Regions from separate parts of the Mus musculus genome. Here all the other regions are linked to region 2. The links are chromatin loops, found by intact Hi-C in ENCODE. Cell type or tissue: left cerebral cortex. All regions are shown on one strand. Links, peaks and the distances in the headings refer to the core of each region. The heading gives the core; the rest is flanking DNA.

The links. Peaks named below come from ENCODE experiments on the same cell type or tissue, not always from the same donor. Only the 100,000 strongest peaks of a DNase experiment are listed, where the experiment ranks them.
Region 1: it touches region 2 in a loop (5-fold over the local background); 17 of 42 quality-filtered maps call a loop at or near these places.
Region 3: a loop joins it to region 2, with 2.3 times the contacts of the local background. A loop is called at or near these places in 15 of 42 quality-filtered maps.

What each region holds. Positions count from the first base shown.
Region 1 is chr2:14,698,316-14,709,465 of GRCm38, forward strand. The region is part of intron 2 of Cacnb2 (calcium channel, voltage-dependent, beta 2 subunit); the gene reads left to right. Among named protein-coding and RNA genes, the nearest start is that of Gm13269, 63 kb to the right of the region's middle. In left cerebral cortex, for the core only: a CTCF peak has its summit at 5,132 (motif pointing left); a DNase peak (open chromatin) is centred at 5,121.
Region 2 is chr2:14,050,799-14,061,948 of GRCm38, forward strand. It overlaps Hacd1 (3-hydroxyacyl-CoA dehydratase 1), which reads right to left and starts at 5,237. Exons shown (of 7, transcript NM_013935.3): 1 at 4,933-5,237. The coding sequence starts at 5,069. In left cerebral cortex, for the core only: no CTCF peak of the experiment used is centred there; DNase peaks (open chromatin) are centred at 4,971, 5,324 and 5,596; H3K4me3 peaks cover 2,247 bases; H3K27ac peaks cover 1,542 bases.
Region 3 is chr2:14,127,541-14,138,690 of GRCm38, forward strand. It overlaps Stam (signal transducing adaptor molecule (SH3 domain and ITAM motif) 1), which reads left to right. Exons shown (of 14, transcript NM_011484.3): 6 at 1,006-1,096; 7 at 1,439-1,631; 8 at 3,484-3,578; 9 at 6,813-6,901; 10 at 9,947-10,034; 11 at 10,596-10,650. Among named protein-coding and RNA genes, the nearest start is that of Tmem236, 41 kb to the right of the region's middle. In left cerebral cortex, for the core only: no CTCF peak of the experiment used is centred there; DNase peaks (open chromatin) are centred at 5,422 and 5,753.

The DNA.
Region 1 (11,150 bases), core at 1,894-9,893, 650 kb after region 2:
CTGTCACACATACACATAAATCTCTCCCTCCACACAGGTATGGTTCATAGCCTACAGTGTCTCTTCTATTACCCTGATGCCACCAACACCCTGGAGAATGTTTCAGTGATTGAAGCATATGCCACCCTTCTACCCTTTCTTACCCAGAATTTTGTGATGTAAACCTTCCTCTCGTGGAGGGGCTTGCTTTTGGGGGGGATGTTGTGGGAAATATTTAAAAATGACAACATCCTGCACTATATCCAGCTACTCTCTACTTTAGGGGCCTCAATCTCACAGCCTCCCTCAGCCATCTACCCCCTGTAGCTAATTGTCACAAATCCCCTTAACCCAGTGAATCAAAACTCTAGAAGCTTATAGTTTCAGTCAGTCAGATTTATTTATCGATAAAATCTCACCCCACAAAAAAATCCACACAATTTACTCTGAGCCAATTGATATTGATATAAAATGCCCACCTGGGTAAGGCAAATTGTTCTATAATTATCCATTCCTTATAAACATTCATAGCTACCTATGACTACCTGTGGTTACCTGTGGGGAGAAGGTTCACAGGTTCACCTGTGTACATGATTCACTCCTTGTCTGCAACCCCTCGTGGGAAAGCAGCATTAGCATCAAAATACAAGCAACACCAGGGCTATCCACAACAGGGGAATTATTGTCATCAGACATTCTAGCTCATGTCTAGGGAAATGCTGGGAAATTGGTTAATTGTACAGTAAAACTACAAGTTGTATTCATCCACAGGCTCAGAGATGCATATGATCAGCACTATTATTGATCTGCTGACAGAGGCAGCACACAAAAAGGGAACAGCTAGTGCTGGAGAACTGGGATAGGGTCTGGAGCAAGAAGTAGAAAGAGTCAAGATAGTGTTATAGGTTGAATTGTGTATTCCTTACTTCTTATAGAACATAGATGTGAGTGTGACCTTTTGGAGAAAGAGTTTTGCAGATGAAATTAAATTAAGAAGAGATTGTGGGCCAGGCGGTGGTGATACACACCTTTAACCCCAACACTCGGGAGGCAGAGTTAGGTGGGTTTCTGAGTTTGAGACCAGCCTGGCCTACAAAGTGAGTTCCAGGACAACCAGGGCTACACAGAGAAACCCTGTCTCAAAAAAACAAGAAGAGATTGTGCTTGATCAAGGTGAGCCCTGTCCAGTATGACTGATGCCTTTATCAGAAAGGAAAATAGTGACATAGATACAAAGAAGTGGGCATGTTGGGATGGAAAGGACAGTGGGTTAATAGATCTTGTAGCCCAGGGACTTTAGAGACTACTGAAAAAAAAAAAAAAACAACCAACCAAACAAACAAACAAACAAAAAACCCAAGAGCTTAAAAAGGCATGAGCTAGATCCTTCTCTGGTGCTTCAGAGAGACCATGGCTCTGATGATTCTTTGATGTGGAACTTTGGCTTTCAGGATAGTGGGAGAAAGATTTTTTCTATTGCCTTATGATTTCATCATATAGCACCCATTCATATCACTGTTTCCTAGAAATGAGCACAGGTAGACTTACCTGAATGAAGTCTTTGCCTTGAAAGAGTTATGTAGGTTGTAGAGAGCAAGGATGGGAATTGAGGAGCCAAATGATGCTCAGAAAGGAGGTTGGACCCATGGCGGAGTGGTATACCCATGTTAATCAAATTTCTGTTACTGTATCATATATCTGAGAGGCAATCACATTACAAAGTCAACAGGTTTCTTTTGACTCACAGTCTTGGAGGTTTTAATCTGATTTGTTGCCTCATAGCTTTTGGTCCTGAGCTGAGATAATTTATCTGTAAGAAATGCATAGCAAAACAGAACTTCTCACCTCATGGTCTGGAAGAAAAAGAGAAAAGAGGAAGGAAGTGAAATCCCCACCACCACCACCAGGAAAGTACATGCCACTTAGGATGTCTCTCTAGACCTTACCTCTTGGAGATTCCACAATATCATAATGGAATTGTACTGAGGACCAAGCAAACACTACTGAAGTGTTTGTGCTGGGGTTTTACAGTACTGTGATGTGTCTGAAGGCACAGTGGAATTCTAATCAGTGATGATGGTCAAAGGTTAGCAGGGAAGGCCATCTTATGCTATGCAACAAAGTCTGGCCTTGATCCACAGAGACTTTCATGGCTAAAAGATGCTGAAGGTTCCTTTAGCTCCATGCTTGTCACCACTTTCTTTGTAGCTGGCAGAATCTCCTAGTTTGAACTCAACTCATCTAGACCTCTAGAAATCTTCCAATTAGAAAGAGGGCCAACTGTACACTGATTCTAGGATGTAAAATATAAGGCTATTTTCTGAAACAAGTCTCCTCATTGCATTTGACATTCTATGGCTTCCATATCCACCCTAGACACAAGTTCACAATTGGCATATCATATGCTAGAATCCAAACCATGATTAGAGTCTGGATTTGCAGATTCTTGGCACCATTTCATGAATTCCTTCCAATTCTAATCTAACCATCACTTAACAAAGCCAGATTCTGATAGCTCCTAATCCAAGATGTCATAAAATTGCACTTCAAATACAATGTAGAAAACCAGAGTCTTAGGGTCTACTTTGCTGTGGGTCCTCAGGTCTTATTTTCTTATGACAAACCTATATAGCTACTTCATTTTTCTCCTTGTGTGATTAATGATGCTTCCACAGTTTTCTAATATAGTTTCCATTTCATATGAACCAAACAAAGACAAAAAACAAAAATTCCCAATACTATAAGATTTGTTTTAAATCATTTCATACAACGCATGTTGATAATATATATCCCTCGATTCCTTCCCCTATCACCTCCCAGACCCACCCTCACTTCTCTACCCCTCCAACTATGTGTCCTTCTTTTGTGTTTTTATAATTTATTGACTCCAAGTTTTGCTGCCAATAAATTTCTGGGTATAGGGCCATCCACTTAATCATAGTTAACCTATCAGGAGCTATATCTTTGGGGGAAACTGACTCTTCTGCTATGCTCCAGAAGCCATAAATGTCCATTATTCCTCAGTTAGGGCATGGGCTCATGAACCTCTTCCTACTCCATGCTAGGATGTTGATTTGCTTCATCTTGTACAAGTCTTCTATAGGCAAGCACAGCTGCTGTCAGGTCATGAGTCAATGGTCTTATCATGTTCTGAAGACACTGGTTCGCTCCAGTCTTCTGTAACCTCTAACTCTTACAATTTTTCTGGCCTCTTCCAAAATAGTTCCTAAGCCTTAGAAAGAGGTGTGATTTTTTTTTCTGAGCACTCCAAAGACACAGATTCTCTACACTTTAACTAGTTGTGAATTTCTGCATTAACATTGTTCACTGGACAAAGAATATTCTCTAATGAGATTTAGACAAAGAGATACTAATATAGAGGATAATCTGATACTGTTTCCATCTAAGCAGAGTAATGATAGTAGGTTCACTTTCAGAGCCCGATGGCTACACTTTCTTAAAGAACCATTTTATTTATTTTTAATAATATTTTTAAAATTTCACATGCATATATACAAAGTATTTTGATCTTATCCATCTCCTACTACACCACTCCAACTCCTCCCAGGACCCATTGACCACATCATCCTGTGTCTTTCTTTTCATGTCCAGTGTTATTCTTATTCTTATACTTACTCCCCACTCCCCACTGAATCTTATTAGCATTGGCCATATACAATACGTGTAAGACCATCCACTGGACCATGCGCAAACTGCTACAGACCACATCCTCAAAGAACAGTGACTTCTTTTCCTCAACCTACTTCAACTGTCAGTACCTTCTCATCTGGGATTCTTATAACTCTCCTCCCTGGCCAGTGCTGAATATTTGATGACCTTGATATCCTACATGTCTGTAATGACAGCCATAGCCATCTGTGCAATGGCTCCATCATGCCCAAGAGACATTGCTTTGCAACAGTTCCCTCAAATCTCTAGGTCTTAAAAGTCTTTTTCTCCTGCTCTTCCATGATATTCCCCAAGGGTGCAACTAGGAGATTGATATAGATGAGTCATGCACAGGTGAACACACATTACTCAGTGCTTTGACAAATCGTGAATTTCTGTATCATTCACTACCCACTGGGAAAAGAAGCTTTTTGGACCAGTGTTGGGGGGGAAAAAGGACAGGTCTACAGATTTATGGATTTGAGCATAAGTACCGAGGAGGTAGTTTGAAAGTGTGGTCATTTAGTGAAACAACATCAGGAGGCTACCCACTAGGGCCAATGGCATCCCCAGCCATGGGCTTTTCACCAGCCTTACAGTATCTTCCTTAGAGGTACACGAATTCCCTCCTGTGGAAGAGTTCTAAAATACAAACAAAAGTTTAATGGTTACCCCCATAACCATCAAGCTATGATGCACCAATGGGCACAACTTACCTGGACATTTGGGACTGAAGTATACAGGCTCCAATGCTGGATATGGCCATTTATGTCTTTTCTCCCCCAGTAGCTTAGATAGCATCTAGCAACAGTATGAAAGTTAGCCAGCAGGGAAAGTTTCCTCATTAGTTTACGACTGATTTCTCTATGTCCTGCAACAAAATTGTGTGGTGTTTTCAGCAATACGCTCTTCCTGTCTAGTTATGGTGGGTGGCTGAGAAGAATAATGGCCTATGCTGTGCCTCACTGATCAATGGGTCATTTGGAGATGTTTTAAAGGGTCACTTAAAATGATTATACTTAAATGCTGTCTCATTAGTGAACTAACATAAAATTGTAGGGATTTCAAATTTCTGCATGAATGCTTTAATATGTGCCAGAGAGCTTGATTCAGATAATGGTAACAGCCCCCTGCAGAACAGAGTAGAAAAGGACTAAGGGAAGAGATGGCACAGACCTAAGCCTGAGCCTGCCTGCTATCAGTGCTTATACCACCAAAAACTCTACTTCGTTTGGTCTATGGATGCCTAAATATGAAAGAGACCCACTTAGATTCTATCTAAAATCTATGCTTGTGAAATTGTGAGTTTACTTTTTAATTACAGAGGTAATGTGACCTCTTGGGAAATATTTTAAGATTTGGTGGCAGCTGTAATCTAAATGCTTTGATTAGGCATTGACTCAAAAAAAAAAAAAAAAAAAAAAAAACCTCCTGAAAATGGCTGCAATATTCTTTAGCAAAGCCTGCCACCTAGTGGCAACAATATGACTAACAAAGAACTTGGTTTTAAACCATAGAAAAGACAGAGCCCTTGAGTATGAGTGGTGAATATAATTACCATCCTATCTAGACAATGTTCTAAAAAATTTACTCTAGGTTGAAAAGAAGAAAGTGTTCTAAAAAATCACATGAATCTTCCATCTTAGTTCTTCTAGAAAAATTTAAATTTTACACTCACCTATTCCCAAATCTTGACCTTTTCGTCTGTCTCCAATAACAGTATACAGCGTGTGAGACCTGGAATCCTTTCCAGAATGTACGTAAGATGGCAGCCATGCATATTCCTCTTGTATTTTAGCTAACTGCTACAACAGCTGCAACAATATATTCACACTTAGTGAGGAAGTTAGTGGGGGATGGTTTGGACTTTTAAAAAAAATGGTGCCTGAGTCTTTAGCCTCGGTTGGCCTGGACCTCGTGGTGTTCCACAGGCTGCCTTTGAATGTGAAATGTTTCTCCTGTGTCTGCCTCCTCAATGTTGGGATTCCAGGCATGCATAAACTATCATGCCCAGCTCATATGGCTTTTGTGTAACCTCTTATGAAAAGAATGTTGGAAATTAATGAATGGGAGAGGCTAAATGCCTCATACTTCATATTTCATAATATTTTCATAAAAGGTTGAATGACTGGGAGGATGGAAATAGTTTGTGCTTTGAAGGAACACAGCACACACTGTATTTTTATTGAAATTCGAAAAAGGTCTTCAAACACATTCTCCCTGACATTTCCTTTGCTTCTATTTGACTGTCTCTTGGACAGTATTAGTCTACAATCCAAATAATGTGTTTCAAACACTTCACAGTGACTCAAATAGCTAAGTTGGGTTTTTTTTTGTTGTTGTTGTTGTATGTAGAACATAGCCCAGCTTTTGATTAAAGTCTTATGTGGATAGAGGCCTAAGGTTCCCTGAAGAGCCATGTGGTGTAAGGCACTCTGAAGGGGTCCTGCCCAGTTTTAGATTTTAGAAATATGTCTGTCCTGGGAAAGTTAGGGCAAAAAGAGAAAAAGCAGATGGATCATTACAGGCTTTCATACGGGATCAACTCCTAGCATATCTCTAGATTTTCTTAGACACTTCAGATTTTACACATCTCAAACTGAACTGTGACTGTACCTCTTCCAAACATGCTTCCTTCTGTGTCTGTCTCACAGCAAAAGGTACTTCTCTCCTCAATCTGGTTATAGAAACCATTAGACTACAAGTCATTTTTGGTCGCTGTCTTCCTCTCTCCTTATATCCAGAAACCAAACCAATAAAAAAAAAAAAAAAAAAAAACCCACCAAAATCACAACAAATAAAGACCTAAGTGTACAGCCTCAGATTGAATTCTTGTCCGTGGAACAAGGCTCAGATCTGGTCAGAAAGTGATGTTTGAGAGATGACTCAGCGTTTAAGAGCACTTGATACCTTGCAGAAGACCTTGGTTCTGTTCCCAGCACCCACATTGTTGTGGTTCAATATGCTTGAATATACTACTCACCCATTCAGAGTAGTACTGTTAGGAGGTGTGGCCTTGTTGGAGTCACTGTAGAGGTGGGCTTTGAGAAACCCTTTTCCTAGCTGCCTAAAAGATAGTGATAGTTTTCTCCTAGAGGCCTTCAGATCAAGATGTAGAACTCTCAGCTCCTTCCCCAGCACCATGTATGCCTGCACACTGCCATGAGTGGCATCATGATAATAATGGACTGAACCTCTGAAACTGTAAGTCAGCTCCAATTAAATGTTGTCCTTTATAACACCCATGGTCACAGTGTCTCTTCACAGCAATGAAATCCTAACTAAGGCACACATGGAGGAACACAACCAGCTGTCACTCCAGTTCCAAGGGCTACAGTGCCCTCTTTTACTTTCAGGTCACTGGCACTTTCAGGTACATGGTATACATATACCCATGCAGGCAAAAACACTAATACACATAAATTATTTTAAAAGATGCTAATTACCTCCAAACAGCCATCCCATTATTGTACCAGTGCATGTATCCTCCATGGTAGGTCAAGATTGTAGCTTGCAGGGTCTACTCCTGGAAAAGACAATTGATGTGTTTTTCCTTGGCAGCCTACATGGTACCTCCTATCCCTGTGAACGCTAGCCAGCCAAAAGGAAATTATCTTCCTAATATGCTCAAGACTGATTTTTTATTTCCTGCAGTCAAAGTGTGTAGTGTCTCCAGTACTCTCTACTTATGGTAGACAAAAAAGAGCAGTGATATGCAGGTGTTGCTTTTGCAGGCCTTGTGTGCTTCTTTGTCTGATAACCTACAGGGAACTAGCCCATAATTATCATTTGATAACTCACGTCTTGCACTGTTCACCCATGCAGAGTACCTCCATTCAAACTTCATTCTAAAACTGGTGGAGTTGGAGAAATGCTTCAGAGTGTTCGGGGTGATCTTCGAAAGAACCCTAGATCAGTTCCCAGAACACTCACCAGATGGCTTTCAACTGACTCTAACTCCAGCTCTAGGTGATCCAGTACTAGCTTCTGACTTCTGTAGATACGTGCACTCAAGTGCCATAACCGTACACAAACACATATACGTACATGCAATTGAAAATCAAATCTTTTAAATAGATTTTAAAGAGCATTTTGTTGTTATTTTTTAAACTAGTATGCTTCCATAAGGCTTTTTCATAAATCCTCAGTGTTGGTTAAATTGCTCCTTCCTCATTCCTCTGCCCCTTCCCTCCATCTCTGCTTAAACCTTCACTACCAAATATACCCCTTCTTCCATACCACACGTGTTCTGCTATCTCCTCTTATTATATATTTTGATTGGGTTGTAAGATAGTTGGCCTCCACGTGGCATTTCAGACACCTTTCCCATTGGTTAATCATCCCCCCTAGAGTGTTCTCACTTCTCCTCTCTTTCCAATTCCCTCCCCACCTCTTCCCATCCCTCTTGTTCCACCTCTCTACTATTATTTTAGATAAAATGTACACACTAACTTGTATAATTAAAGTTAAAAACCAAAGGGGAATTTGTCCCCCTAACTATACTGTACATTTCTATAGCTAATTCAGTTTTAAAGTTAACCTGGGAACATACATGTTCTTTTGATCATTTTAATTTATATCAAATTCTAGTAAATTTTCTTTTATAGCACATTTAAAAGGATTTGGGTTTTAAATTTTTTAAATTATGTGTGCATATGTATATCCGTGAGAATGTGCATGCATTAGTACCAATGTTCTTTGAGTCCAGAAGAGGGTATTGGAGCCCTGGAGCTGGTGATATGGTCGCTGAGAATAGACTGTAGGTCCTCTGGAAGAACAGAAAATGCTCTTAACCCCTGAGCTGTCTCTCCAAGAAGAGCCAAGGAAGTTACTTTGAAAAGTTTGTAAAAATAGTAGTGTTGACTAAAATGAGCTTCGGAATTATGTTATATTTGAAACAGAAACATGCCAAGCAAGAAGATGGGTCTTTGTATTAATATTGAAATAACAATGAATAGAATATTCAGGAACAAACTATATTTAAATATATTGGAGAATATCAACATTCAACCCTCATATTTAACATTCATTAAATTAAAATACTCTCATGTATGTAATAATAAATGAAACAGGTTCATTTTAGAATAAATACATAAACAAGGAATTCCCTTTTATAAAATTGAAATCTCATTTGGCCTTCACTGTATGTAAAATGTAATAGTGTAAATAATGAAACAATAGAACATTAGTTCTTCAACAGGCAGTATAAAATTATAGTGGTATAATTAATTAAGTAACTTAAAATTAGATCCATATTTTGTGTCAAAACTAATTAAAGAGTTAAAGATAGCATGACTTGAAAACAGCATTGGACAGTCAACAAACCATAGGAAGAATGCTTCTTTATAAGGATAGTAGAAAGGTTAGACAGCTTCTACAGGAATCGTTAAAGCCAGCATGATGGCTCAGCAGATAAACTTGCTTAGTATTTACTGTGCAACTAGAGTTCAACCCCCAGAACCAACTCTGAATTGTGCGCGTGCACACACACACACACACACACACACACCATGCAACACACATGTAGAAAAAAAACAGTGAAAAGGTAGAAGGTGATAACTATTTTAAAATATTATGCCTCAACAAACAAGTCAAATGGAAACAACTGTCATGAATAACTTGATGTAGAAATATAAAGAATTAGCATATCATATAAAGAGTTTATATGAACCATAAGGCAAATGCAATAAGCTGGGCTTAATTATATGTATAAGTACAGGTAAGTAAAGGTGATAAAATACATAAAAATTATGCAAAAAGAACTTTGAGGATGTATGTGAATTAAATTTTTTGATACTTTCAAATTTTGCCATTAATGCATTATGTGTTTTCAGTAAACATCAAACATTATACTACATCTTAAGAGTGACAGGGCTTTTTTTTTTTTTTGTATGTAAAGATTCTATTTTTGGAATATACCAAACTAAATACGCAAAATCTCTATATGCCCACAGGAACGTAGACACTTGACATTCCTGGTAAAATATTTAATCAAGTTGAAAAGTAAAACACATGGTTGATAAGATTCTTTGCTACCTGAATCAAATAGTGTGGGTAGCCTGTATAATGACCAACTCCTCTTCTTATAGGAAAACGCCCATAGATAACACACTGGTGACAACTCACCAGACTTGTGTTGGGGATCTGTGGATAAATATCCCTGTGCTTGGATACCCTGGGACTTTGAGCTGAACCCTAACTCTATCACTTGTGAAGAGTGTGTCCTTTACATGTCATTGCACCTTAGACTCTGTTTCATCATTTGAGGAACCAAGTTACACCGATGACAGTGTTGAATCAATAGGGAGACTTAAGTAATTCCATGGTGATGGGTGGAAGTTGCTACCTGTTTAAAGCTCTCGGTCAAGAAAACCACTTGTTTCTGCCCTCTTGTGTCTTCGTACAGTTCCTGAAGTACTTGTTGCAGTGACCTTTACGATGGTCCTGTTCCATCCTCATAAGGCATTCCAGGACTGAGAGAGAGAGAGAGAGAGAGAGTTCATTTTTGCCTTAGGGTTTCTATTGCTGTGAGGAGACACCATGACCACAGCAGCTCTTATAAAGGAGAGCATTTAATTAAGGCTTGCTTATAGGTTCAGAGGTTTAGCCCATTGATATCATGGTGAGAAACATGGCAGCATGAAGGCAGACACAGTTCTGGAGAAGGAGCTGAGCATTCTACATCTGTAACAGCAAGTAGCAAGAAGAGAGACAGACAGACAGACAGGCAGACACTGGGCCTGGCTTGAGAATCTGAAACCTCAAAGCCCACTCCCACAGTGACACACTTTCTCCAAAAGGCCACACCTTCTAATACCTATCAAATATCACCACTCTCTAATGACCAAGCCTCCAAATATATGAGCCTATGCAGCCATTTTCATTCAAACTACCATATTTTGGAGTCACAGAAGTGTGGTTTATTTGTTAGAGTCTTAGGGAATATCACCGTTGAATTTAACCATAATTTTAGACAGCAAAATTTTACCTATGAACAGAAGTCATTTCAAAAGTAATATGAGGGTCATTTTACTTATTTCCAAATGCCCATGTGCCAGGGACTATAGGTGCCCTAAACAACACAATTTCCAATACTTGACATGGTTACTTATAGAAAACCATTGTACACACTCTGCAAAGTGCACATCAGCGTTTTCCTCCCTGTGTATTTTGATTTCAGTATATTTCAAATTTCTCAGCAGTCTCATGGATGCATTTATTGTCTCATGGATTGGTGGGCACACAATCTTAGAGAAGGCATGGAGCACTGTGGTAGTAGCTTCTAAAGATGTCTTTGTCTTAGTCCCTGGACATGCTATTTTACATTACCTTGATGACAAACAAATAACATGCAGGGATGATTAAGAGTCTTCAGCTAGAAAAAATAAATGGTTGTATATTGTCTAGTCAGGTACAATGTAATCACTACAGTTCTTCCATGTTGAAGAGGGAGGCTGAGTCTGAGTAACAGGAGATGTCAGCAGAAGCAGCTGCAGAGAAGA
Region 2 (11,150 bases), core at 1,644-9,643:
AGACCAAAGTGTGGACACTTAGCCCCTTCTTAGAATTGGGAACAAAACACCCATGGAAGGAGTTACAGAGACAAAGTTTGGAGCTGAGACAAAAGGATGGACCATCTAGAGACTGCCATATCCAGGGATCCATCCCATAATCAGCCTCCAAACGCTGACACCATTGCATACACTAGCAAGATTTTGCTGAAAGGACCCTGATATAGCTGTCTCTTATGAGACTATGCCAGGGCCTAGCAAACACATAAGTGGATGCTCACAGTCAGCTATTGGATGGATCACAGGGCCCCCAATGGAGAAGCTAGAGAAAGTAGCCAGGGAGCTAAAGGGATCTGCAACCCTATATGTGGAACAACATTATGAACTAACCAGTACCCTGGAGCTCTTGTCTCTAGCTGCATATGTATCAAAAGATGGCCTAGTAGGCCATCAGTGGAAAGAGAGGCCCATTGGTCATGCAAACTTTATATGCCTCAGTACAGGGGAACGCCAGGGCCAAGAAGTGGGAGTGGGTGGGTAGAGGAGTGGGGGGTGGGGGGAGTATGGGGGACTTTTGGGATAGCATTGGAAATGTAAATGAGGAAAATACCTAATTAAAAATATTTAAAAAGGAAAAAAAAAAGAATTCTTAAAAGTTAATATTAGGAAACCAAACAACTCATCAAAGCCAAATAATTGGCAAAAGATTTGAACAGACATTAAGCCCAAGAAGACATACAAGTTTGCCAACAAGCAAGCCCATGAAAACATATCCAGTATCATTGGTCATGAAAATGAAAATTAAATTCACAAAGAGAATATACAATATACTTACTAGGTGTAGTGGATAGTTTTATGTCAACTTGACACGGGGCTAGAGTCATTTAAGAGATGGGAACCTCACCTGAGAAAATGCTCCTATAAGATCAGGCTGTAAGCAAATCTACATTGCATTTTCTTAATTAGTAATTGATGAAGGAGGGGCTGTGATTTATGGGGAGGGCTTGTAGGTAGGGTCATCGGGGCTGATGGTCCTGGGTTCTGGAAGAAAGCAGCCTGAGCAAGCCATGGGGAACAAGCCAGTAAGCAGCACTCCTCCATGACCCCTGTATCAGCTCCTGCCTCCAAGTTCCTGCCCTATTCTAGTTCCTGTCCTAACTTTACTCAATGATAAACAGTGATCATTGGCCATACCAATAGTTGGCAATGACATGCAGGAACTGTCTCATTTATTGCTAATGATAAGGGAAAATGGCATTACACTTTGGGAAAAGAGCTCAGCGGCTTGAGACACTGGACATGTGACTACTCTATGACAGAGCCACTACTTTTAAACATTTATCCAAGAAAAATGAAAGCATAAGTCCACACATGAATGTTAAATATATTATAGTCCCAGACTAGAAATACCCATCATCAGGTAAAGGAATAAAGCAATTGTGGTATATTCATTCACTCAATCTACCATCCACAGCAAGCAAATGTTATCTAGACGGTATGGCTATTACTTAACATTTTGGGAAACGAAATTTGACTTATTGTTCTATCAAGGTACATTCAGTATAAGAGTATAAATCTTAGTGTCTCCCAAGTGTAATTTCAGATTAACCACTATGGATAGGATACTTTCTCTTGAAGTATGAGGAGCAAACTACTAAGCCTCACCCCTCTTGGGCCTCTGCATCAGCTCCTGCATCTGCCCATCAAACACCTCTGCTAAGAACTTCACGTCTATCGCCTCTTTACCCCTTGTTATAATCTAGCAAAGTGGTTGTGTTGTTCCAGCTCTGCAGGTGGGAAAACTAAGGCTCAGAGGCCAAACTACTTATCAACTTTACTCCACTACAGAACCTGCCATCAACAGTCTCTCAGTGTTTAAAAAATAAAATCCACACATCAGCAAGACACCTGTGGCCTTCCCATGGATGGGCCGAGCCACCATCTGTCTGTGCTTTGGGCCCATTGGTGCTGACTAACTGATGTCTCCCAGCCTCCCGTCTCTATACTAACACAGGCTGTCTCCTCAACCGTGTCTGGCAAACCCAGCTTAGCCTTCAAAGATCGATTCAAATGCTTTCATCTCCTTCACAGAAGTTTCTCTCAGTCTCCCTGTCCTCTCAGTCCTCTGGCTCCTGTTTTGTATGCACTCATTCTATTCTGTCTTTATTGCAGTTGGTGTCTACGTGTAAATGTCCAGGTTGTCCTTCTTCAGGGATGAGCCTGGGATATATGTCTTACAGCTCTTACATTACCCACATGACCTGAGAAAATGCATTAGCATCTATAGGGTCAGAAGCGTTCGTTGGCAAGCAAAGCACAGATGCTCACTACTATAGTCAAGAACCCATTATGAGTAAGCCATATATACATATATATGTATATATATATATATATATATAAACTTATATATTTATATAATACAAATCTCTCCATCCTTTAAAGGTGCCTCCACTCTGGATTTGCCGAAAGCCACTAATTATTCCAAGGGTCAGGGTAAGGGAACTTTAAAATGTCCATAGGGCCTGACTTAATCAATAATTGTACATTTCTTCTATACAGTCTTACATAACAATAAAAAGTATAATTTGAAAATTAGAATGTCGTAATTGAGTATCAAGCGGAAACAGGGCCTTATACAACAGACATTCATCACCAATGTTCTATAAGATATTCATCACCCATTCACTCATTCATTCATTCAATAAGTATTTATTACTTCCTGGAACTTACAATGAAGAATTAGTACAATCATGGTATGGTTGAGTGACAACAAGTGGGACGGAAAAAAATCAAAGAGTCAGGGTGTGCTAGTACATCACAGAAGGTGCCTGGGCATAAACCTGAAGGGTAAATAAGAAAATATGAAAGCTTATCTATGGGGGCTCATAGAACTACTGGGTAATCTGCCTTGATAAACAGTGGTCCCTCTCAGTAAAAAGACAGACACACTTAGAATAAGCACTGGCTTGCAGAAAGGAGGGCACAGCAGGACTAAAGTGTGAGGACACAAAGCCCCTCTAGGCAGGGGAGCCTAGAAAAGTTCAAAGGTACTGCTGCAGCCACAAGAAAAGGATGACATCACAGAAAGAGGGAACAGCAAAGACAAAGAGAACTGTAAAACGCATCCTGAAAAACAGAGTCAGGGGGTTTCAAAGGCAAGAACACTGGAAAGGTAAACTGGGTAGTACGGGAATCTGTGAAAATGGTTGTCGATGAGCACATCCCAAGTTCCTTAGGATGGGAGCCGGCCACCCGGGGATTATTTTAACTTTCTCAATCAAGATCTTAAACTGGGATTGTGCAGCAAGTTTTCATTTTTGAAACAATAACGTGGTCTTAAAAATGGAAAGCAGACTGGACAGGGAAGGGCCAGCCAATCAACTAACATAAGGTGAGTATTCCAAAAACGTTTACTCACTTGGTGAGCAAGTCTCAGAGGAAACCGGCCGCTCCCAGACCCTGCTGCATTTTGAGGCAACAGAGTATGGTGGGCATTGAACCATCTGCCAGTTGTTCTAAGGCTGTTTGCTTTTCTGAACTTTCAAAGGTCTGGAATTCAGGGCAGCAAGAAGATGAGGTTGCACAACTCTGGAGTGAGTCTCAGAGGAAATCCATGCCTGACACTTTCTGGTTGTGATCTCCAGCCAGTGACTTGGGGGTCTCTCCATACCTCACTCTAAAATATTATTCTGTACCCCTCACAGGATTGCAGAAAACTAAAAATTAGAAGACAGCCAAAGGAACCAGCACAGTCCCTGGCACACAGTAACCCCCAATAAATACATATCTACGAACTAATTATATTTGATGTTCAGTAGTATAATATATACTAGATGATCGACAGGAACATTTGTTAAATAGAATCACATTTTTTTACACGTTCACATTTTTTCTATAAGCTTCAGAGACTTTTAAATACTAAAGGTTTCTTCACAATCCTCTAACTTAAAACGTGAGAAGATATTGAGAAAGTAACTCTTTCTAAAGGCAAGACAGCAAAGGACATTTTCATAATGGGTTTCGGTCACAGTAGACCCATAAGTCATTTGATAGCCCTTTGATCCTAACTTCCTACTCACACTAGGTCTGGGGGGAGGCCAGAGATGGGGAGTAGGGTGGGTAGTCGGTAATCTGGAAAGGACAAGGCCAGAAAGATGCTGATTATCTGCCCTGTTCCAGATGTTTCAAACAAAGTCCCAAGTGGGCATTTCTAAGTGCCATGCTTAAAACAAAAACAGTAGGTGAAGAAAAAACAGTAGGTGAAGACACTGCCCAGCAATCCACAGCACCAGGAACCACACGGCCAGGGTCCGGTGCCCACAGCCAGCGGACAGCTCCCGGCTCGGGTGAATAGACCGGGCCGTTTCTTCAACAGCAGGCGGAGGCGGCCGAGCCGCAGTCGCCTGCCCCGTGGGTCGGCCCCACATTCCTGCCCGGGTCTATACTTAACCTCCGGCCCGCGCCCCGTGCCGCCGCGCCACACCGTGCACCGTATTAGGCAATGCCCAGCGAGCGGCGGCTGGCCGCCCCGCCCCGCCCCGCTCCATTCAACCCCGCTACGCCCCTCCCCCACTGCGCCGCGCGCCCCCGCCGCGCCGCGACCACCTAGGGCCCAGCACGCGCGCTCTTGCTCTCTGCGCCCCGGCCACTCTCCCAGAGTGCTCCGATCGCAAGTGGCCGGGCACACGCGCTGTCCCGCTCCATGTGCGCCTACGGGGCCGCGACCCCCAGTTGGCCGACACGCGCGCTCTCGCTCCAAAAGCCCCCGCCACCGTCGCGCGCCTCCGCCTAGACCCCTGACAGTTCCCCCGTGCGCTTCCGTTCCATCCCCGTGCGCGCGCCCTCGACCCCCAGCAGCCCCGCGAGAGCGCGCTCCCCGCGTCCCCGAGCCCGGATCGCTGAGGGACCGCACTGGTGCTTGCGGAGCGTGGAAGGACCTTCGCGCGCACGTACCCGGCCGTCATGGCGATATTGTAGAAGGTGAGCCAGGCGGTGGCCAGTAAGCCTAGGCGTCTCCGCTTGCCGGCGGCTTCCTTCTCGTCGCTGGCCTCGGAGGCGCCGTTGGTGCCGTCCTCCTCACTGGACGCCATGGTGACCGCGCACGCGGACCCGGAGGAGCAGCGCACAGGAGCGGGAGGGGCCGGCTGAGCGCGCCACTGAAGTGCCGCTGCCCGCGGCCGCCGCCTCGGTCCAGCGCTCCATGTGCGACGCGCGGGGGGTCGGCGCCGCCTGCCCGGCCTCCCGCGAGGGGGAGGAGCGCGCCCCCGGCCGCGCGCCCCGCCCCGGCGCCGCCTCTCGGGAGCGCGCGCTCAGGGCCCTAGCCCCGGGGTGGGCCAGCCGGGGTCATGGCTTCCAGGCAGTGTCACGCGGCGCGCTCCCGCGGGAGAGCTGTCCGCACTGGCTGCGACCTCTTCCTAGAGAGACGCGAGCGACGTGCGCCCTGGCAGTGGGTGCCCCGCTGGAGAGCCTTGTCCAGATAGAGCGAGTGCACCCGAGGTGGCAGGGGTTTTGCCCCGAGAGCAGGGTCTCCCTACCAAATGCTCGCTCTCCCGAGTTTCTGGAGAAGCAACTCCGGCCTAGCCTTGCCCCATGCCTTTCATTACTGGGTCAGACGGATGTCATGGGTTCTAGAGATCTGTTCTAAAGGAAGCTGGGAGAAAGGACGTAGGCAAAGAGGGATAGGTGTTAGGATACTGACAGGAAATCCAGCCATGGTGTTAACAAGTTTCCTGTCCTGCTGGGAAGAAGTGCCCAATGGCTCTCCACATTTAATCTCCCCTTTTTCTCTCTTCTTCTCAAGAACCATTCTGGTAATAGCCCCCTTTCCTTTCCCTTTATAGAGTGTGGCTAAGCAAGCAGCCTAGAGTCAGTTTACTGAAATTCAACCCCCAAATTCCTGACTCCACCAGTCTGGGAATTTAGAAGTTTGTGTATGCCTACATTTCTGCAAAAGAAAATAAAATGGTAAACCTCATAGAGAGATAGGGTTAAGGAAATGATCCATCAAAATCAAGTACTGACTTGATACTGTTTGTCAACTGAAGTATGCATATTAGTACTTTTCAGGCATCTTGCTTATAATGAGAGAAAGACATTTTGCAAAGGGCAACACTGTCAGAGGGGAGAAATGACTATAGGTTTGTCCATGAACTCCCCTGGGTGTGCACATTGTTGTGGATGTGAAATGGGAGGATTACCCGTCCAGTTTCAGAAATGTCAGGGGAAGTGGGGTTAAGTAAAACCTTCCAAGTGGAAAGTGTACTAGGGATAAATTTACTAAAGCAGGTGCCGGCCCTGTACACTGAACATTAAATCACTGCCATATGACACAACAGGCCTCTAAATCTCAAAATGTTACAATGTCAGTTCTCTCCAGATGCCAGCAGGTTTTATTTGAAAAGCTAAAACCTACAGATCCATGAACATGTATAGGAAGAACTAGGAGCATGTGCATAGCCTATTTATTATAAACCTCACTATGAAACTACAATGGTCAACCTAGAATAGTAAGCAGAAGGGAATTGTGGACCAATGTGACTGCAGAGTTCAAATACACCATAACCTGAAGCAATTCAGTGTGGGAATTTTAATCTTTTCAATGAGTGGAGCAACTGGACAACCACAGAAAAAATGAATCTTACATCATGGCTATGTGCTAACTTCAAGGTGATCATAGAATTAAACACAGAAGCAAGCATATGAAACAAGAAGAAAACAGAATCTCTGATGTTAGGAAAAAAGGCAAAGACTTCTTAGGTACAACTATCATAAAGAAAGGAAGGAAGGAGGGAAGGAAAGAGGAAAGGAAAGAAGACTTAAAATTTTACATTAAAATGTAAAAATCTATTCCAAAAACAATTTTAAAAGTGAATATTCACCATACATTCAAGTAACAAGAGTATATGATGAGTCTTTATAATTCGATAGGACAGGGGCTAGGAAGAGAGCTCAGCAGTTTAAAGTGCCTGCTGCTCTTCCAGAGGACCCGAGTTTGGCTCCTAGGACCCGGGTCAGTGGTTTCACAGCCCTGAAACTCCAGTTCCTGAGTATCTAATCCACTTTCCTGGCCTCCTCGGGAACCCACACACGGCATACACACAGAAAGACACACCACACACAAGTAAAATAAAGTATGTTTAATTCAATAAAGGAGTCTGCTTTTGTTTGTCTGTTTTTAGCAAATAAGAGAATGTAGAGCACACGGGAAGGAAGAACTCATCAGTGCCACGCTCGTAGCTGCTGGCTTCACTAGGAGTAGGGAAATTTTGAATTAAAGTGGCTAACATTTCAAAGGGCTGGCAAGGGTGTGTAGCAACTGGCCTTCTTCACGGGGCTAAAGAGAACACTGCTTTGGAAAACAATTTATCAATTTATTTAAAAGATCAACACGTTTAGTTGTCATATGGCTGAGCAATTTCCTCCTTTGTATTTAACCAAGGTAAACAAAAACATATGCCCACACAATGAATTAGACACGGGTATTCATAACAGTTTAGTCATAGTAGCCCTAAACTAAAAATAACCCACATGTCCATTAACACATGTATGAGTAGACAAATGGTAGTGTACTCGTTTAGTACGATATTACTCAGCAGAATAAGAAGATGAGCAGCCAGCCAGTCAACAAAAATGAATCTCATAAAGGTTTTGCTGAGCTAAAGAGGCCAAACAACATATGTAATGTATGATTATTTTCTATGAAATTAGAAAGGAAAAAAATTAGCAGTAACAGCATTGCTTGAAGTTATTAATGTCTGTGGGGAAGAAAGACCAAAACTAAACAGAGGCTGTTGTGATTTCTGTTTTCACACCAAGTTAAAATATGTATAAATTAAATATATTAAATATATAAATATACTACATATTTATATATTAAATTATATATAAAGTGTATATTTACAAATTAGTGTTGTCATTAATCCCAATGTAATGGCAGAGGTGGGGTTTGTTCCATGGTCAATAAATCATCTCCCTTCCAAGCACTCCTTTTAAGTCACTTCTTAGCCATTTGGCTGAGATTAGTGCAAACCACAGAACTGGGCCCAAGATTGTACCTCATTTTCACAATAATGATGGTTTATACAAAGTGCAAAATGTAACATTTTGGAAAAATATTAAATACTTAGGAATATGTAACAACAGATTTACTAAGCTATCTCTTTGAAAATGAATAATTTATTGTGTACTAGTTGTAAATAGCTAATATGGATGAGGGGAAATGAGGGTATATCCTCATGAGCAGTATTTTATAAATTTGGGTTTTTATTTATTTTTTAAGTTTATTTATTTGTTGTTTTCCTTTTTTTTTTTTAAGTGTAGGAGTCATGCCAGAAGATCCCTTCATAGATAGTCATAAGCCGCCATGTGGTTGCTGGGACTTGAACTCAGGACCTCTAGAAGAGCAGCCAGTGCTCTTAACCACTGAGCCATCTCTCCAGTCCATGAGCAGTATTTTAGAGTGGATAGGGAAAATAATCTTATGAATAAATTTAAAATATATTCTGTATTTTGGAGTAATAAGATGTGTTAGTTACATAACACCTTTCCTGCCACGGAGTTGATTTAATAATCTCTTTCCTTTTATGGATGTCAAGAAGGCCCCTTAAGGCCTACACAGAATCTAAAGCCTCCTTCACTATGGGCGTGATTACGGAGATTGATAGCCTGAGAGTTGAAAACCAAAACTTTTTAATTAAAAGCCTTCTGCTCTCTAGATAGTGTGTTATAAGAACTTCAATCTAAAGAATTATTTTGTACATAACAAAATTGATCATGAAAATATTCACATGCTAGAATAAACAGTCAGCGTGTGCAACTGAATATAACATTAGAAGGAATATTTTAAATCTTACTTTAGTGTGATGTTCAGATAAGCAGACCAAGTCCAGGGAACTGGAGAATGGAGAGGCTTTTCCTCCTGTAATCCTCCCTACAGCGAGCATCTGCACATTTCGGTGTTAAACACTGAATTGCCTTTAAAACTTTCTAAGAAATCGTTGCATGCGAATTGCTTTAAGGAACAGACTCCTTGGAGCGTCTTCTTTTCAAAGATCCTTCATAATCTGTCAGCTGCAGACCCAAGCACGGACTGGCTCCCAACCCAGACTAGCCGGCAGATGCGGGATATCCACTTAACCAGCCTGTGGCAGTTAGTAGGAGTTAGACTCACTGTTACAGGAAAGAGGGAAAGTCCAAAGTTGAGCTATAAACTGGGGAAGAGTATACTTATTATAAACTATTATTGGTTATAAAGAGGCTATTTACAAATTTGGGTGTTATAAACCTTAGTTAAACCACTTTTCAAAAGCCAGGAAAGGGTGGGATTGCAAGCTGGTACAACCACTCTGGAAATCAGTCTGGCAGTTCCTCAGAAAATTGAACATAGTACTACCAGAAGATCCAGCAATACCTCTCCTGGGCATATACCCAGAAGATGTTCCAAATTGTAATAAGGACACATACTCCACTATGTTCATAGAAGCCTTATTTATAACAGCCAGACTCTGGAAAGAACCCAGATGTCCCTCAACAGAGGAAGATACAGAAAATATACATTTACACAATGGAGTACTACTCAGCAAATGAATGGATTTGGATGATATCATCCTGAGAGAGGTAACCCAGTCACAAAAGAACACACATGATATGCAATCACTGATAAGTGGATATTTTTCCAGAAGCTCAGAATACCCAAGATACAATTTGCAAAACACATGAAACTCAAGAAGAAGGAATATCAAAGTGTGGATACTTCAATCCTTAGAAAAGGGAACAAAATACCCATGGAAGGAGTTACAGAGACAAAGTTCAGAGCTGATACAGAAGGAAGGACTATCCAGAGACTGCCCCACCCAGGGATCCATCCCATAAACAACCACCAAACCCAGACACTATTGCATATGCCAGCAAATTTTTGCTGACAGGACCCTGACATGGCTGTCTCCTGTGCCTGGCAAATACAGAAGTGGATGCTCACAGTCATCTACTGGACTGAGTACAGGGTCCCCAGAGAAGGAGCTAGAGAAAGGACCCAAGGAGCTAAAGGGTTTTGCAGCCCCATAGGAGGAACAACAATATGAACTAACCAGTATCCCCAGAGCTCCCTGGGACTAAACCACCTATCAAAGAAAACACATGGTGGAACTTGTGGCTCTATCTGTATATGTAGCAGAGGATGGCCTAGTCAGCCATCAATGGGAGAAGAGGCCCTTGGTCCTATGAAGATTCTATGCCCCAGTATAGGGGAATGCCAAGGCCAGGAAGAGGGAGTGGTGGATTGGGGAGCAGGAGGAGGGGGAAGGGGATATGGGATTTTTGGAGAGGAAACTAGGAAAGGGGATGGCATTTGAAATGCAAATGAAGAAAATATCTAATTAAAAAAAAAAAAGAAAAGCCAGGAAAGAGAAAATAATCCAGACAAGAGAATGGTGTGAGACTGTAGTTTTCGCCGGGCATCGTGGTGCACGCCTTTAATCCCAGCACTCGGGAGGCAGAGGCACGTGGATTTCTGAGTTCGAGGCCAGCCTGGTCTACAAAGTGAGTTCCAGGACAGCCAGGGTTATACAGAGAAACCCTGCCTTGAAAACAACAACAACAACAAAACCAACCAAACAAACAAAAAAGACTGTAGTTTTCAAGCATTTTAGGGGGTTTGTTAACTATTTTACTTTTCTTCCTCCATTTATTAACATTGATTTTGATATAGGACCCCATCCCCACTCCAGAGCTATGTTAAAATACAATTTGCTGAATATACAAAGTGCCTCACAGGTGAATGCTGGCAAAAGTGCCAGTTTATCTCAATGTTTTTCTTTTTGTTTTTTAATAATATTTTTGTTAATTCTTTGAGGATTTCATTTAATGTGTTTTGATCATATCAGCCAGATCCACCGACCTCCAAATCCATCCATCTTACTGACCTCTTAGCTTATTGTTTAAAAAAATTCTGTTTTTACTCCTCGTGCATTGGTGTTTTGCCTGCATAGATGCTGTGTAAGGATGTCAGAGCTACTGGAACTGGAGATAGAAACAGTTGTGAGCTGCCACATGGGTGCTGGGAATTGAACCCAGGGCTTCTGGAAGAGAAAGAAGCCAGTTGTCTTAACTGCCAAGCCATCTCTCCAGTGCCCCCCCCCATTTTATTCATAACCAAAATATGATTACATCATTTC
Region 3 (11,150 bases), core at 1,529-9,528, 77 kb after region 2:
CTGGCTTTATTGAAAAGTTGAGGCATGAACTTGGGACATGGTTAGGGACACCTGATAGCCAAAGGCTAGTATGTGAGAAGTGGAATTTGAATCCATGTTTTCCTGATCCTTAACTTAGAAGTTTAGTTGCCCATCCTATGCTCCCTTGTTACAAATCCTTGTTTAAGTACCAGAGATTAACAAGGGTGCTGAACTGAGGGCTTAGGCATGGTTCATGGAGAGCGTAATTTAATTTGTCAGCTACTTACTGACTGGCTGTTTAGACACAGCAGGAAACAATCACAAAGTGATGGACATAATGAACCAAGGGGAACACTGTAACCACAACAAATGCGGGCCATGCCTGCTCACAATCACTGTCAGCTTCTGGTCTGGAGACTGAAAAGGAGATTGGCAAAATAGGCTGCATTCTGATCTGCATTGATAATATGCAAATTCCAAGAGGCTACGAAGGCTAGGAGCTTTAGAAGCTTCTAATTCCAGACATGGGAATTAGCCCATGTTTTTATCTGCACATTGTTTTGCTTACAATATAATTAATCTTAAGCATTAACACACTGCCAAAGGTAGTTGTATTTTAGTTTATAAAATATGGTTTTAATACTATATTGTTATTTATAAATATTAGCACATATGTATTACTTTCTGCCTTTTGATCTGAAAGGAAACAGTAAAATACAACAATTTGTATTAAAACTTTCCAAAGCTGTTTTTAAACTAATTCTCTGATTTTCTCTTTTGGTTCTGGAATTTTTCTAAAGTTATAAAATAACTATTTTTGTTTTTTTTTTTTTTTCCTGTCTTGCATGATATTTTTAGTTTATTGTCTGTATTAATCTGGAGAAGTGCAGGTGTTCTGATGCTCCTTTGAAGTGGAAAGCCTTCCAGATTGGGTGTCTTTTCTTCTTGAGCACTCTGTAACAGAGGAATGAGGGCTCTTGTGAGATTTTAGGTTAGAGATGCATGCAGGGAGAATGACCTTCACACCTTTTCTCTGTGTGTTAGGCTGCAGAACAAGCAAAAGCAAGCCCAGCTCTCGTAGCCAAGGACCCTGGGACTGTGGCTACCAAAAAGGAAGAAGAAGATTTAGCCAAAGGTGAGTGAGTTTGCGAATTCTGGAATGGGAACGAAGAAGACAGGTCCTGACTGAGCGTTTACAGAAAAAAGAATTGTCTTCAGATAAAGTAGGGCCGCTTCATTTTTAATGGAGTCTTTCTGTTCTGTCACCTAGAGCAACTTTAATTGTACCTTTTCAGTTAAAATGACATACATTTTTTAAAAGTTCTTTTTATTTTTTTCAGTAATGAGTGAATGTATATAACTGCTAATGGTTTGTTATTATATGAGGGTATGCCTGTTATACTATTGGAAAATAATACTTCCAGTGTATTATTGGCTGTATTAACATTGGTGGTCTTTAAACTCTCACTGTTTGCAGCTATTGAGTTGTCCCTGAAGGAGCAAAGGCAGCAGTCAGCCCCCGTGTCCACGCTGTACCCCAGCACATCTAACCTCCTCACTAACCACCAGCACGAAGGCAGGAAAGTCCGCGCCGTGTACGATTTTGAAGCCGCTGAGGATAATGAGCTTACCTTTAAAGCTGGAGAAATCATTACAGTCCTTGATGACAGGTAACAGTTAGTTACACATTGAACACTCTCGTAAAAGTATATCCCTAATAACCTTGCTTTAATATCTTACTGAATGTCATTCCCAAACATAGTCAAAATATTGACAACATGTTTTAGATGATGGTTAACTTGCTGCCTCAAACTATACAGACTCATTTTGTAGTATAATTTCCCCCTAATTTATGTTACTTAAATAATTTTTATTTGTTTTAGAAACCTGTTTTGTTTTGCTCCATCCAATAATTTAAATTGTTAAATTGTTTAAAAGATTAAAGTTTTAGAAGATATGGTGGGTTTATTTGAAGAAGTTCATGATCTCTTGATAGTATCCATACAGAACCATATATCCATATAAAACATAATAATTTTTTGCTTATGGTATCATGGGAGAACTACGCAATATCAGTGTTTTTAGAGTTTACCCACATGATTTTGTATGTAAAGTGAATCATAAAGCATTAGAATTTGTAACTGCTTTTTAAAAATGAATTTGGATTGATAAAGGTTATTTTTATAAAAGACTTTAAATTTTATTGCTGTAGTCTTTTTAAATAGCCCAAATTTACTTATCCACATTCTGAGATTGAAAACTCCAAGCTCTGGCAGATTTGGAAAATGGTGAGGGCTCTTTCTGGTTGAGACACAGCTGTGTTCTTACCATGCTTTCACATGTAGCAGCAGGAGCAAAGAAGAGATCAGGACTCTTATAAGGTCACCAGTTCCATTGAAGAAAGTTCTGCCTTCATGAATTAGTCACCTTCCAAACTCCCCCTTCTGACACTGACAAGATTTCAGCACGTGGATTTTAGGAAGATAGACATTCAGACCATTAATATTTTCATAAAGCAGACAAACTGATGTAAAACTTGGGCTCGTTAGCTAGCATTGCAATGTGGTCATTAATTCTTTGGAAAAGTGTTGATTAAACACTTGCTGACTTTTTCCACGGAAGGCACGGGGACAGTTTTGTTTCAAGTTATATGCTATGGGTAGCGTGAGAGATCTCTTACATAGAAGCCCAGGTGACTCCTGACACTCAAGGCAGTACGCCTAAGGGCCTCTTTTGGGGAAAAGAGTCCATAGTTTTTGTTTGTTCTGTTTTTTGTGGTTTTGAAGTTGAGAATGATGCAAGCTTTGTTTACTTTTGAAAGATAATGCATCAGATCTGCACTTCTTCTAACATTCTGAAGGAAATAAACAATATTAAACATTTCTCATTGAAAATAAATAATACCCTGTTTGATTTGCTCTGATAACCAGTGTCAAAGCTGGAAAGGAGAAGTGTATAAGGCCCATGGCATTAACGGCTGAAATAGAGTATTTGATTCTGAGAAAATAAAACCCATGGCAGGGAAACTGCCTACAGTCAGGAGCTCAGTAGGGATTGGCATATGAAGGTTTACATATAAACATTACACGTGTGATTTGACAAACTGAAACATTTTTTAGGTTCTTATTTATGAGAACAGCAACAAAAGACAGACAACTAAAATCCACATTCGAAACTCTGCTGTATTGTTAGGAATCCATGCGAGACCATAATAGTACCAGGAAAGCATGGCGGATTATAATCGTTACACTGTTCCTAGCTTTTTATTGCTTCTCCGAAGATTTACTGACCTTGTGAGGGAAAGAACTGCAGCTATAAAAGCTTCTGTGGGTGAGGCTCACTTCCTGTTTGCCTTAGAACCTCACTAACGGATGGTGGGTGCCGCAGGAGCTCCTCACTCGCTGTTTGCGAGAAGAGACTGCTCTCTCCTTTACTGGATTGCGGTGATAGTGCAGGATAAATGCTAGGACTACAGAATAAGCCCTTCTTAATGATGAAACACTCTTTTCCTGTTTGTCACAGTGATCCCAACTGGTGGAAAGGTGAAACCCATCAAGGCGTGGGGCTTTTTCCTTCTAATTTTGTAACTGCAGATCTTACTGCTGAACCAGAAATGAGTAAGTACTTTTCAGTCTGTTGGTAGATGGTAGATTATCCATAATCTTGATGAAAGTTGAGTAAGCTCAACTTTATAGGGAAATGACTTAAGTGTTTTGCCTCTAGGTTTTTTTAACAATGAAATTCCAAGGTGCACATTATGGTGCGTGCTTGTAATCCCAACACTCCTGCAGTTCCAGGATATGAAGGAGTGGTGCTACACAGCCAAGTGATGGCTACTCAGAGCTACGCAATCACACTTTGTTTCTAAAAGTCAAATAAAGATCCTTACTAGAAATAATCTACGTCTGCCAGAATTTGTTCTCTCTCCTTCTGAATAGGTGCCATAAAAGGCACAAATACACGAAGCAGTCTTGTACTGTGAATTCTTTTCTCATCCCCGAGAAAGCGTGGCAAATGCAGTGCAGCATTACAGACTCTGTTTCCTGAGTGTTTCTGCTGTCCAGTCTTAGACTTTTCAGTACAGCCCGTAAACCACTTTATGGCCACACTCTGTCAGATTTGCAGAAACTAGGTAAAATCTTATATAATCAGTCACATAAAGACTTTTGTGTTTGATTTCAAACCTTGCTAAATTGAAAACAAAACAAATGTGATCGTAGAGAAGTAGTACTGGCAGCTGTAATGTAAGTAGGAGATAACATTGCCAGGGCCCTTTAATAGTGCTGTGTCCTGTCTCTAGAGTCTGTACATAGTTGTGCTGTGATAAATCTTCATATTAAGAATCATTTGACAAACGGGAAGTGTGGAAAGACTTCGGTTAGTGACTGAAAGGTTCAGGATCTTAAAAGAACTTTTATATATAAATTCCTAATCTGTGCTCATCTGCCAGGATCTCTCACTTTTTCTTTCTGTAAAATAGGTAGAAAGATTCAAAATTAGTTAAATGCCACAAGGTCTGTTATTCCTCTTTAGTTGACAAAAAATTTAAGGAAGAATCTTTGTTGTAGCTGTTTTGCACCTGGTACTGAATCTTAACCACAATATATACTGTATACATCTTCTTAGAATATATGGCGTGGACATGCATGTTAACAGTGAAGAAGAGCCTTTACTAGCAAGTCTGAAATTGTGGACCTTTAAAATGGTCCTTTCTCATTGCTACCAAGTTGTCCTATTTCACTTTTGTAGAGGTAGATCCTGATACCCATCTTTTTCTCTGTGTAGCCTTTGCTGTCCTGTAACTCACTCTGTAGACCAGGCTGACCTCTAACTCAGAAATCCGCCTGCCTCTGCCTCCTAAGTGCTGGGATTTTAAAGGTGTGTGTCACCACTGTCTGGCTAAGAATTTTGATACCCATCTTTTTAATTCAGTTCTCCATTGGTAAAACTAAAAAGTCATTGAAACTAAAAATTGCATAAACTTGGAGACTGGAGAGTTGCATCTGTGGGTAAGAACATATGCTGTTCTTCCAGACGACCCAAGTTTGTTTCCCATGCCCACATTGAATGGTTAATGGCTACCTGTAAGTCTGGGGATCTATTGCCTTTGCCCTTCTAGGGTCCCTGTAAGTGCATGCACATACACTGACACACACACGGACATGTATGCACACACACTGACACACACCGACATGTATGCATAGTCTTTTAAAAATAGATTTAAAAGCCTATATAGACATATTTGAATTACCATGCGTAATGTGTCATGTTTTTTAATAATCTGGTCTGCTAGAGGTTTTTTTCTTTTTGTATTTTGGGCTCTTTTCAGTGTCAGCTGTTGGCAAGCTTAGAACTTCTTTGGGCTTCTTTTCAAGATGAGAGCCAAGATCATATGTCTGATATGTAGCTATTTAAGTCTTTCTCTTTCATCCAACTCTGCTGCTTTACTATAAGTCTTGTGATTTTTATATGTTTCACTCTGGACACTGTACAAGAAACAGGAAGATCAGAACTTATATAATCAGTCCTCATCCTCAGCTTTGGAGAATGTGCTAGCAGAATGTGTGTAGCATCACTCTTTTACAGGAAACAGAAGCCAGTCTTACTTGACCTGTCACATGCACACATATGCCTCACTTATGTGATTTTAGAGACAGATATTGAGAAAATATGCCACTATATATGTGTGAATAGTACATCATACACATTTAGTATCAGTTCCTATGAGAAAGGGGGCTGCAAACTTGTGTCTTATAAGTTCTGTGAAGTCTGCCATGTGTTTTCTTTTGGGTAATAGCAGTGAATGCAGAGATGTCCCAGTTTTCTACTTGTTAATAGTGCAGGATGGCAAGCAGAATGTCTGTCGCAGATGTCTGCTTTTCCCCATGGGGAAATGAATCAGCCAAACCTTTATTTTATTTTATGTATTTATTTTTTGGTCTGTAGAATTTTACTTTACGGTGACTTGAATGTAATGAATGTGTTCCTTACCTTTGCAGTTAACGAGACAGTAGCCACAAGCCAGATTCCAGTAGTAGGGCTAAAAGACAAGAGCAGTTGACTTTCAGATCCAGCCACTCCAATTGTTAGCTTTCTTTTGTGCAAGAGATTTTAATCTTTCTAACTACTTTCTTAAAATAGGCATACTTTTTAGGATTGTTTTGGAAATTCATCAAGCAAATTTACTATTTCATCGAGAACATTAAGGTGTGTAATGAATATTATTTCTGTCCATAGTTCTCCTACTGTGACATCTCCATTTTCATCTTTATTCCTAATTTTTATGTATAATTGATACAAGAACCAAAAATCCAAACAAGATAATCCTTCTCGAGAACTTGTCTGTGTTTTTTGTGTTACTTGGAGGTTGCCATAGGAAACAGCCTTACATTTTTAGTTAACATTAAGTGGTCTTCAAAGATTGGTGAGCAAGAAAAATATGTGCATATGGCCAGTTCGCTGAACCTCACTGTAATGTTTCACCTGTACGTAAATGAACCTAGAGAGTCAAGCTCATGTGCTGGCCAGTGCAGGTTTCTGCTGAGGTCATTTAGAAACAGTTGCTTTAAATTATAGAACTTACTTATATATGCCAGTATTAAACTTTTAATTCTGAAGTAGGTGATTTTTAATTTCAGAAACATAACTTAGTTTTAGTAAGATCTCTTATAGAAAACAGAGTTTTGCAAGAGAGAATTATTCAGCTTTATCAAGTACTGTTCGCTGTTGTCTATGCTGTCTGCAGCTCAGTTATTCCTTATATAGAGTCTCTAAAGTCCATATTCTCTATTAAGGACTTAAACTTTTAGATCTATATTGACGAAAATTTAATTTTTATGTATTTTTTTCAGTTAAAACAGAGAAGAAGACGGTACAGTTCAATGATGATGTTCAGATAGAGACAATAGAACCAGAACCAGAACCAGCCTTTATTGATGAGGTGAGTGATTTCCTTAATAGTAACGGGAACTTTGTATGGAAGCCGGATTGCTTGTTTTCTTGTTCTGAGAATGTTGGCAATATAGACAAAGCATATATCTTTGTTACAGCTTCTCTGACTTCGTTTCTACCTTACTTAAACTTACTTAATTTTTATTCTGGTAACAGTTGAGGATATAGCTCAGTAGTTGAATATTTGTGTAGCATGTGTCAGACTCTGAACTGATCTCTAGTGCTATACAGAGAGGAACAAGTGATAATAAGAATGAATATGAATTCCTGTCTAGTATGTTATAGATTGGATTTATATTGCTCCATTTAAGTATTAGGCACCTAGGCAGTTTCTAATTTTAATTGCTATCATAAAGAGTTTTATAATGAGGATTTTTGTTTGTTTTCTTTTTAACGTTTAGTTTAATTTTCTTAGCTTAGATATCCAGGAATGGAACTTCCAAATTAAAGGATCTAGGTGTTTTTCATGTTAATAACTACTGTGAAATTGTTGAGCAGATGGGAGATTTTATAGTTTTATTGGTGCTCTGTGAAAATGCATGTTTTTCCATGTACTCAATAGCTATTAAATTATATTCACACCTATTAATAGTGTTGTTTTGAATAGCAGTATCAATATTGTATTGAATTGGTAAAACAAAATATTAATCCACTAAAATTTACTTTACAGTAAAGTATTAAATGATGGAATTAGCAAGCCATACAGGATACTGTTCCCAGCAGGCCAAATTTGAAGTACCACTACATTCGTTTATATATTTTTCTAGCTGCCTTTGTGCTTAAGTAACCAAAGAGATTGGGTAGTCCTCTGCTTAATTTCTGGCGCCTGGTATAGACCAGTGTATAACACTCTTTTCAGGACTTCATTTCTTGTAATAATTCCTGAAGTTGGTGTGTGTTAGAACACTTCCTGTCATCATTTTCCATTTTTTCTCTTCTCTTTTACAATTTCTTTCTCCATTATACAGATAAAAGCCTCATCCAGTGCCCATACTGAGCCTTATTGAAGTGCATTGATTTCTAGGGGTAGTTCCAAATATTGATGGTGGTAATGACTAGGTAGCACAATTCAAATGGCTTCATACATTTTGCAATAATAATAATAACAACAACAACAACAACAGTGAGCACCGTGAATTGCCCCCTAGTAGATTATTAAATATAACTTTTAAATTTTTAAATTTTATTTTACTGCACATCACATGTATGGGTATTTTGCCTGGATTTATGTGTGGGTACCTCTTGCATGCCTGGTACCTACAGAGGCTAGAAAGGGCATTAGTTTTCCCTGAATTGGAAGAACAGGTAGTTGCAAGCTGCCATATGAGTGCTGGGTATCCTCTGGAAGAGCTGTGGTGTTCTCAACTACTGAATTGTTCTCAACAATTTCACAGTAGTTATTAACATGAAAAACACCTAGATCCTTTAATTTGGAAGTTCCATTCCTGAATATCTAAGCTAAGAAAATTAAACTAAATGTTAAAAAGAAAACAAACAAAAATCCTCATTATAAAACTCTTTATGATACCAATTAAAATTCATCTCTTCAGCCCCTAAAAGTAATGTTTAATGATAAGACTAAGAGCTTGAAATATGTAAACAAGATTTCCTGTCAGTTTCATCTATACTATCATAAAATAGGAATATGAATAACCATGATTCCTGACTCACTTCGTCTTAAATTTGAGCTTTGTTACTTTAGCCCATTTATATACTAGTAGAAATCATTAATGCATACAGATGAGTTTAAAACACATAAGAATATTGCTAGCCTATACACATTTTATCGCAAAGATGTCTTCTAGAAGACTTGAACGTACATTTAGATAAAATTATATAGGCTATAATGAGATTAAGGAGAAAATCAATTTGGAATTACTGATTTAAGAAACAATAGTTTGTTTTGTGGTCCTGGAGATAAAACCCAGAGTCTAGTACATGGCAGGCAAGTGACCTTCTGGTGAGGCACATCTTCAGCCTGGCTTAAATGGTGGTGGTGCTCCTTTCTGTGTGAGAGAAACAAGAGCATGAAGAGTGCTAAGACCTACAGAGCATTCTGCTTGAATGAGTACTCAGCTGCGGCCCATATAGAAACCGTGTTATATTAACAGGAGACAAACACTTCTGCTGTCTTTTTAAATGTCTTAAAATGAGCATGAATCTTTTACCTGAAAGAATATCCATTTTAAAATACAGAGTTAATTTGCCTTGACAGGACCTTTCCTCTGCTTCCAGTCAATCTAACAATTAATTCATCTCTTAAACATTCTTTGATATAACCTTGAATTTTTAGTTTTTATTGTACCTATGTACTGCATAGAAAATATGTGTGAGAAGTTTGTAATAATTTTCATAGAATTTGGTAAATGAAAATCTCCATCTTGTATACTATGTGGGTATGTTTTGTAACTGCCTTTTTTAGTTCCTTCCATCCTGAGTATTAAAGGATTTTGAAATGGACTGAAGTAAGTGGATATGATCTATCATTTCCCACAAAAAGGAATAAAGTAGAAGTTTCTTTCTTTTAATGACAAACTGAAATGTTGATGGAAGAGAACAGAATCAGTCCTTAGAGCCCCACTTAGAAGAACAGCTGTGGATGGCCTGGGCTCTGGGTGGAACAGCTGTCATAATCTCTGCCAGAGAGAAGTAATGACTGAGCTGTTAGTCACAGCAGGCTGTCTTAAGAGGGACGTTCCAGCTGGTGTGTGGCTAAACTGCAGCTGCTCTAAAACCAAGTGAAATTCTCGAACATGATATGAGAGATTGTGGAGATTATGCCCTGTAAGTTTAAATGGATGATCCTGTTCTGATTTGTTTGGACATTTTGAAAAATACCTAAGGTTAGCGTGCAAGGGTCAGATTTCTCATAGTGCTAAAAGGTATACATAAGATGCTAAAAACATAAATGGAAAACTAACCATCCTAACTATGAATTCTAAAAATCTTCTATCCATGATTGAGTTATCAAAATGAGAACATAATGTTTCATAGAGATTGGTTGCTTTTGACATGAACTATTTAATTTCTGTAGGATAAAATGGACCAGTTGTTACAGATGTTGCAAAGTACAGATCCTAGTGATAATCAGCCAGACTTGCCAGAGCTGCTTCATCTTGAAGGTAACCTCATTTTCTGTCTACCTTACAAGCAAAGAATAAATGAGGTCTTTCTTGTTCTACTGCTCCAGGATGGGCTTTGAAAGTAATCTTAGAAAGGAAACATTACGGCCGGGCTGTGGTGGCACAGGCCTTTAATCCCAGCACTCGGGAGGCAGAGGCAGGCAGATTTCTGAGTTTGAGGCCAGCCTGGTCTACAAAGTGAGTTCCATGACAGCCAGGGCTACACAGAGAAACCCTGTCTCGAAAAACCAAAAACCAACCAAACAAACAAACAAACACCCCCCCCCCCCCACACACACACAAAAACCTTCGTGTGCTATTTGAATCTTGAGTAGAAGTTGAAATCACAAACCTTGCTATACAAATTCAACATCTTAATCTTGTACGATGGAAAAAACGTTTTGAAGTCAGTATTTTAAATTGTCACTATTATATTTTTAAAAAATCTATTTTAGGTTCTATTGATGAAGGATAATTAATAACTTCATTACTTCACATTAAACTTTTCATGTTTCTAATTATATGAATATTTTTCAAAAGTTTACTTTCTTGTCATCTTAGCAATGTGTCACCAGATGGGACCTCTCATTGATGAAAAGCTGGAAGATATTGATAGGTAAAAGACCTTCAACTATATTTAAATTGTGTATCTTTCTTTCTTCCTTTAAAAAGATAGTCCAGACTGCAGAGATGGCTCAGATGGTAAAGAGCTTGCATCACAACTGCAAGGGCCTAACTAAGTTTGGATCCTTAAAGCCCACATGTGGTGGGGCGTGCCTATAAACCCAGCACAGTGCTGTGGCTAGGGAGAAGGAAGAGTATGGTGCTGGTAGATCCCTGAGGTCCACTGCCCGGCCAGCCAAAGTGACTGGATGAGCTTCAGCTTCATTCTGTCTTAAAACTAAAGGTAGAGAGCCACAGAGAAAAGACACTAAAGTGTCTCAGGCCTCTACATTTGCACGCATCTGTTACACATACAACATACACAGACAGTACTTCATAGAACCATTCTTTATGCATTGTTTTTACCTTGCTCTGAGTGAGGATTTGGGCTCATTTGCCCTTTCTTGAAAAGCTGGCTTCCCATAGGCCTTCACTGTCTTCCTCTTTTTTCTA